Linked DNA regions of Homo sapiens: region 1 is linked to region 2. The links are chromatin contacts, found by Hi-C in ENCODE. All regions are on one chromosome and are shown on one strand. The core of a region is the stretch at or near the end of the contact, and the rest is flanking DNA. Distances in the headings are between cores, read along the strand shown.

The links. Hi-C counts contacts between places; a loop is a spot of excess contacts on that map. Pooled maps may share reads with other maps.
Region 1: a loop to region 2 is called in a map with no recorded cell type, with 4 times the contacts of the local background. The contact joins two enhancer-like sites. A Hi-C loop is called at or near these places in 2 of 37 single-sample maps with no recorded cell type and 2 of 50 pooled maps.

Annotation. Positions count from the first base shown.
Region 1 is chr14:63,469,076-63,473,425 of GRCh38, forward strand. The region is part of intron 2 of PPP2R5E (protein phosphatase 2 regulatory subunit B'epsilon); the gene reads right to left. Among named protein-coding and RNA genes, the nearest start is that of PPP2R5E, 72 kb to the right of the region's middle. RefSeq lists an enhancer at 2,580-2,659. Within about 2 kb of position 2,301, at least 6 of the 41 ENCODE cell types and tissues checked have a DNase peak (open chromatin) inside an H3K27ac peak, as active enhancers do.
Region 2 is chr14:60,202,668-60,206,592 of GRCh38, forward strand. No RefSeq gene overlaps it. Among named protein-coding and RNA genes, the nearest start is that of DHRS7, 39 kb to the left of the region's middle. Within about 2 kb of position 2,298, at least 2 of the 41 ENCODE cell types and tissues checked have a DNase peak (open chromatin) inside an H3K27ac peak, as active enhancers do.

The sequences.
Region 1 (4,350 bases), core at 1,051-3,550, 3.3 Mb after region 2:
CATTCATTCATTCATTCCACAAATATTTACAGAACACTTTTTACATGCCAGGCACTAGTCTAGGCTATAAATATACACTATTAAGCAAAACCAAACTTCATGTTCTTAGCCTTCATGAAGCTTACAGACCAAATGGAGAGAAACCCTAATTAAATGACCATATAGATAAATATAAAAGTTAAAACATTTTACATTACAAAAAAAGGTACAAGAAGATATTATAAGGGCATATGTTGTAAAGAATGAAAACAAATGGATCTACTCTCAAAAAAAGTACAGTCCAGGGGGAAGCAAGATTTGCACCTATTAATAATGGCAAAAAATACAATTAAAGTGGCCGGGCGCGGTGGCTCACGCCTGTAATCCCAGCACTTTGGGAGGCCGAGGCGGGCTGATCACGAGGTCAGGAGATCAAGACCATCCTGGCTAACACGGTGAAAACCCATCTCTACTAAAAAAATACAAAAAAGTAGCCAGGCGTGGTGGCGAGCGCCTGTAGTCCCAGCTACTCAGGAGGCTGAGGCAGGAGAATGGCGTGAACCCGGGAGGCGGAGCTGGCAGTGAGCCGAGATCGTGCCACTGCACTCCAGCCTGGGCGACAGAGCAAGACTCCGTTTCAAAAAAATCAAGTAAAGTATCTGAATTTCATGGACCAAGTTGAGAGACAGAAAAGAAAAAAGCACCTGACAAGGAAATGGACCTCCAGCTTAGGTCCTTCATTATATCCTCCCATTAAAATCTTACAAAATTCCTGCCTAATACATGTTAATATTCCCATTTTACCTGTAAGAGAACCAAGGCTGCAAGATATTCAGTTTTATTATTCTGGGTCAATGGCTAACGTGTAAAAACAACTTCACTACAAAGAACCAGAAGGGATAATTTTACACCAAAATGAAATACTTCCTCCTCTCCATTTATTTGGACAGATAAATGTGGCAGTAGGATTATAAAGAATAAACAATGATTTTTGTCCTCCTCATCTCCTACCTCCCCACACCCCCCACTTTTTTTGAGACAAGGTCTCACTCTGTCACCCACGCTAGAGTGCAGTGGCACAGTCACAGCACACTGTAGCCTCGACCTCCCTGGCTGAAGCAATCCTCCCATTTCAGCCTCCCAAGTGGCTGGGATTACAGGCATGCACCACCACACCTAGCTAATTTTTGTAGTTTTTGTAAAGACAGTGCTTCACTATGTTACCCAGGGTGGTCTTGAACTCCTAGGCTCAAGGGATCCTTGCCGCCTGGACCTCCCAAAGTGCTGGGATTACAAGTGTGAGCCCCTGCATCCAGCCTCCTACCTCCCTACTTATAGCCCAGTTCCAACCCCAAGGCACACAGTATTCCACAATCACACTCTGCACTCATAACCTTTCCATAAGTTTAAAAAAAAAAAAAAACCGACTTGCCCTCTGATAATGTGGTGATTGATTATCCTGTCTACTAAAGGGTTAAGGGGTTATCTCTAGGAAGAACATATTTATATTATTAAAAAATACTTCATAGTGACAATAACAAAATGGCTTCATCCAATTGCATAATTTTAATAGGAATTTCCAGCATAAAACAAGCAAATTATCTGAAGACTCTATTGACACCTAATCTACTTTCACAGGATCATAAAAACAAGCCTTTATCAACAGATTAAAAAAAAAAAAAAACGTGGCTGAGCACAATGGCTCACACCTATAATCCCAACACTTTTGGAGGTTGAGGTGGGAAGATCAACACAGAAAGACCTCCGTCTCTACAAAAAAAAAAAAAAAATTACAGCATCCTAATAAAAAGATAAAATGTCTAATTCTGAAATTTTGACAATCTACATTGCTTGCTTGTACCATTAATGCACCCTGATATTACAAAGGTGACCAAGCAATAGCTTCTGAGCCATTTTTTACCCCACCCTGAAGTCCAAAGCAAGCATAGCATGCAGATGACAACATTTCTTTGAAAAAAGCCAAGTGGGGCAAGTTCAAGAGAGACCACTCTGAATGACATTCATCTAGATTCCAGAAACTCTCATATTACATAAATCTGCAAAAACACGCACCAGGCTCTCTTTGAGAATGGAGAGTACACATAAAAATGCGTAAGTTTCAAATTTCTGATAAAACCAGATGTCTTATGTATAGATTGTTCATAGACCCAGATGGGCCAGAAGAACCTCATTCATACAACTCTCACAAGTTTTCAGAATCTATCCTCTATTGAAAATATCATGATCTCCTACAGACAATACACTCTTTCAGGATCTTGACTATAAGCAATGTCAAAATACACTTGTTAATTAATGAATGAATAACCCAAAATAAACAAGAGTCACTGAAGACAGGTCAGGTATTAGAAAAAGATACGCATTCTAAAGAGCCATTTCCTGTTTCACAATAAATAGTTTCTGAAAATCTTGAATGAGTCATCCCTTCCCAGTCATATCATGTATACATAATAATAGTAAAAACTTAGTAAGCACTTACTCTGTGGCAGTCACTATTATAAGGAGTTTACATGTATTAACTCCTTTAATCCTTTCTACAATGCTGTGAGGTAGGTATTACCAACCTTATTTTTACATATAAAAATTGGCCCAAAGATATTTAGCAACTTGCCCACCATCACACAGCTGGAAAGGGGGCCCTGCTGAGCTTCAGACCTCCACAATCTGGCACCTGTACACTATCCCACCTCTGCTAAAGACTAATGAGAGCTGGCTTATCACTACTGATCATTTTTGTTTTCATCTAATATCTACAACGTACACTGGAGGGACCATCTGGAAGGGTTAATCTTCCTAATCTTCCTAACAGACTCTTTAACATAGATTGAGGAAGACAAGCATTCTGTCATCTATCTCCTCTTTGTACCAAGCAAAATGCAACTACCAAGGGTTAGAAAGATTCTCCAGCTGGCCTGTTATTTCTGTTAATATTTAAAAGCCCCCTTAGGCTGGGCACAGTGACTCATGCCTGTCATCCCAGCACTGTTGGAGGCCAAGGCAGGTGGATCACCTGAGTCAGATGTTCAAGGCCAACCTGGCCAACATGGCAAAACCCCATCTCTACCAAAAATACAAAAATTAATCGGGCATGGTGACAGGCGCCTGTAATCCCAGCTACTCAGGAGGCTGAGGCAGGAGAATCGGCTGAACCCAGGAGGCGGAGGTTGAAATGAGCTGAGATCACGCCATTTCACTCCAGCCTGGGTGACAAGAGTGAATCTCCATCTCAAAAAAAAATAAAATAAAGGACCCCTTTACATTAGTGTTAAGTCTCTCAAAAGATGATTCAAAGTCTTCTCTAACCTTCCAGCCTTCTCCTTTGCACTAAAGCTGGCTTACTTCAAGACTTCAACCTTGTTTGGATTTAATTTACTGTTCAGGAAAATGTAATGACACAGAAGTTTGGTTGTTTCATTTTGTTTTGAACACCTGACATTTGTTGAACTTGCATATGATTTGGAGTCTAACTGAGAGTTCAAACCTGTATTATCACCAGCACAGCCTAAGGTCAATTAGAAAGCCAGTTAGGTTGAATTGCTTTCAGCTAGTGATGGGACAGAAAGGAAGCATGAATAGAACAAGGAATAAACAAAGGAAAGGTGGAAGATATTTTAGACAAGAACAGCACAGAGGTGAGAGTGAGCACATTATGGGAGAAATTATAAGAAGATATGCATGTCTAGGGCATGGAAGACAGGTGACTAGAAAGAGTGGGAAATGAGAGGGAGGAATGAGGACATACCTGGCCAGAAAGGACTTTACAAACTGCAGGGTAACCTGGGTTTCATGTGGCTGACAACACAGAAATGTGGGACAGGAGCAAACATAATGAGAAGTGTTTTAGCGGGGGCTGAAGGGAGGCAATCAAATTAGCCAAAAACAATGTCATCAGAACCAAGTATGAAGAGTTATGAGGGCTTATACGAAGTTGATGGCCGTGGAAGAATAGAAGAAAAAGAAGCTGAGATACCAGAAGGTAAGAAACAAAGGGATTTTTTAAATTACATTAGATATAACAGAAAGGAAAGATAGTCAAAGATTACTAATGTTTCCAGGTTGGAAGAATGATGATACTGTTGGTAAAAATGAAACAATCAGACAGAGAAGTTAGTCAAGGAAGTTCATGAACTGTAGTGGCAACAACAGAATGTGAGGTAACTCCAAGGGAGAAAAAGACTCGAAATAGGACTGGAAACAAGGGGCTATAAATTAAACGGTAGAGATTCCAGAGTTTTCCCATAAAGGTGAAAGTTGAAATCAAAGGAACAGATAAGCTCAATGACTGAGTAAGGGGAAAACGAAGAACAGAAGGTTAAAAATGGAACCATGGGGCAGCTAGAGACAAGCTAAAGA
Region 2 (3,925 bases), core at 1,048-3,547:
GCTGGAGTGCATTGGCATGACCACGGCTCACTCTAGCATCAAACTCCTGGGCTTAAGAAATCCTTCTGCCTCAGCCTCCCAAGTATCTGAGACTACGTGTGTGCACCACCATGTCTGACTTTCTTTTTTTTTTTTTTTTTTTTGGTAGAGATGGGGGTCTCACTGTGTTGCCTAGGTTGGTCTTGAACTCCTGGCCTAAAGCTCTCCTCCTGCTTTGGCCTCCCCAAAGTCCAAAGTGCAGGGATTACAGGCATGAGCCACCACTCCCTGCCAAACACATTGTTTTTAGTGACTGTATATTATTCCTTCATATGGAAAATCCAATCTATTTATCCAATCCTTTGTTTTGTTCTGTTTTTTCCTACTATGAGAAATGTTCAGTATCTTTAAAGATAAGCCTTTGGCTACATTCCCAATTATTTCCCTCTGACAAATTTTAAGAAGTGGAATTACTAGTCAAAGGCTATAAGCATTTTTAAGACTTTTGACACACCACTAAAATACTCTGAAGAAATGTTGTAGCAAAATACACTCCTATTAACAGTACTTGAAAATATCCATTCCCCAAACTCTCACAAATACTGGGGATTATAATTTACTAAAAGTTGTAAATTCATTAAAAGAGATATAGTATCTCATTTTAAGGGAACTGCATTCCTTCAAATATTAATCTAACTGAAATTTCTTATTTTATTTTGGTCATTTAGTATCTTTTGGGAATTTACCTTTCATGTCCTTTACCCATTTCTCTGTTTCAGTGGGCATCATATTTTCTAACTGATTTATAAATGAGCTTTATCAAGTAATGCTCTTGACCCCATATTCAACTTTTCCCCCGTTCTTTAATTTTTTAATATACAGAATTTTAATAATTGTACATATTAAAGTCTATTTAGCTGTTTCTTTATGGCTTCTCCTTTATTTTTAAGTGAAGTCTTTCCTTTCCTTGATAGCTGATTATAGTTATCTTTATACTCTATCCTTACTTTTCATCCTTTCATATTTTTATTTTGTTTTTACATTTAACCTTTATCCGCCTGTAACTTAGTTTGGTATAAATTATAAAAAACAGATTTGATGACTTTTCCAAATGTCTCACCATTTGTCTTACTACTATTTATTGGGTGGCTCAATTTTTCTTCCCAAATTTCAAATGTCAATCTTGCTAGTACTAAATTCATGTGTGTGTTTGGGGTTGCTTTTAGAGGTTTCTATTCTGTTCCATTGTTCTGTTTACTGTTACTACAGTCTCATTTTATTTCACTGATTGTACTGATAGGTGGTATAAAAGATAGTAATGCCTGGAAATGCAAGTCTTCATTTTATCATTGTTCTTTTTAAGTTTTCCTGACTATTCTCACTGGTATGTTTAACATATTTTTTGCTGACTTGAGCATCCAACAAAATATATATGTAGCTGTGACCTATACTTTCATTTCATCAACTGCTAATTGCACAAGGGACATCTATCGGGTGTTTACTTTGTGCCAGGCTCTGTTCTAAATGTTTTATATGCATCAACTCATTCAATGCTAGCAGCAACCCTGTAAGATCGATACCTTTATTGCTCATGTTTTATGAAAGAGGAAACGCAAGCATGGAGAGGCAAGGTTAATTTGCCCAAGGTCACACAGCTGGCGTGTGGCTAAACTAGCCGTTGCATGTAAATAAGACTGCCTGCCCACTCAACCCAGGCAATCTGATTTCAGAGCTCACTGCCTCTCAAACAGTATGGCAGGGGTTAATACTATCTTGATTCTTTGCTTTAAACTGGAGATACTGTAATTTAATAATCGTTTGATATGCCAAAATGACTACAAACACTGTTCAAATCAGCGTTTTACACACATTCTATAGCAATGTAATACTTTTCCTCTTTAAAGTATTGAAGGATGAAATTTTCTTCAAATTATACAATACTACTTAAAGTGTTAAATTCCAATAAAGGAGAAAAAAAAGGCAGCAAACTATTGCCAGAAGAGCCCTGGATTGAGCAACAGGGAAACAAAAGTTCTAGTCCTTGTTGTGTTGCTAATTAGCTTCCTGCCTCCACCCCCACACGGACACATACACCCACCCAAAATATTGTCCTTATTAGTCTGTAACCCTGGCTAAATTACAATATTACAGATTCATTCCTTCAGGTTAACTCTCTTTCTGAGATGTGACTAGCCCTGGTGACGTACTACTTGTCAGAGTATTGATTATTTGCCCTGTTTTGAGATTTTAATTCCTCTTAATCAGGAACATTGCCCTGACAAGATAGGAGTTGTCATGGTTCAACAGGGAGCCAGGAATAGAAAGCAATGTTATTCTGGAGGCTGAAAGGCTGTGAGAGGTATGTGTGGTGAGGGACCACAGCTGACAGAAACAGGCTATGGGGAGTAGCTTGGGTATCTCAGGTGACAGAGAGTGGTGAGAGGGGAAGCTGAGAGGAGGAAGATGGTCCTGTGGAGGGAATGTGGGTAGAGCCTCCTCTACTTGAAGTTTTCCCAGCGCTGGTGCTGGGCGCAGCCAAGGATTCTAAAAGAAGGCCTTCCTCTGGGGATCAGGAAGGGAGAGGGAATATGAAAAGAGTCTGCCCTCTTGACATTGACCCAGAGTCTCCACGAGTCATTGGAAAAGATGCATGAGAAGCTGCATCTAAGGGCATGCAAACATATACACACAACACCATAAAAGGAGAAAGCTTTTTAGGCTTTCTTCAACTCATCAGGCTTGTGAATTTCTTTAATAAAAATCTCGGAACATCATGGCTCTACCAAACCTTTGCCTATTCGTCATTGCCACAGTGATACTGACTTTTGAATTCCAGTACCAGGGGAAAAAGATGTGTGTGTGGTGGGGGGAGGAGGGAAATAGTATCACCTTTTATGTAAATTCTTACTTGCTCATACAAATACTTTCTTTTTTTTTGTTTTATGGGGGTGTGGGTGGAAAAGTTTCAGTGTTTTTGCTGATTATAGAAGCAGTGAATGCTTACTCTAAAAAAAAAAATCAATGACACAAAGAAGAGAAATTCTGTCACCCTACCACATTGTAGTGTGTCTCTTCCAGATTTTTTTTCAAATTGGATCACACTGTTCTGCAATTGGCATTTTAACTTAACATATACAATAACTGTAGCATTCCATCTCATCTATTACTGTCCATAGTATTCCATTATATGTATGTACCATAATTTATTCAACAAACCAAGCTGATAAACATTTAGGTCATGATAATTTTTTATTATATATCATCCTTGTATTAATTGTTCCCAATGTATCATAATTTCCTAAGGGAAGAGGAACTAAATGACACATGTATAAAATTTTACTATACATTTTCCTATTTCTACAGTTTGTTTATATCTTTTTTCATGTCTTTTGCTGGTATCCAGCTCTTTTGTAGAAACCTCTTAAATTTGTCCTTTGTTCTTTGTTCCACTTCACAATTGGTAGAACACGGGTCAATAGGGAGCTCAAAGGTTCTCAAATTTGGGGCATCGTGTAATCTTTAGATCTTAAAGAAATCTTTCTAGGAGTAGCAGACATCAAGCTACTGGCAAATGAAAATTCTATGTGAAAAGACTACCTCAACAAAGGAGTGAAGTTCTATGTCCTCGGTGTTCTGTCATATAATTACATTTTCATTATGATTGTTCTGGTAAAAATGAGTCAGGGAGAAAAGTGTACCGTTTTAGGCTTGATTACCTAGGATCACATGAGAGTACCTGGGAAGGAGTTGCTGAGACCAATGACTACCCTTTGAACCAAACAATATATATGAAGATCAAAGTTTGGGTGTAATCTCTTCCGGGGCCACTTGGCTGCATTTTTCTTCCTCAGCACATATTGTTCCCTGCCAGAATTAATACATGAGAGCTGAGATTATAAGAAGCCCAACCAAGACCACGTGCATGACATCAGGGCAGATCTATTGG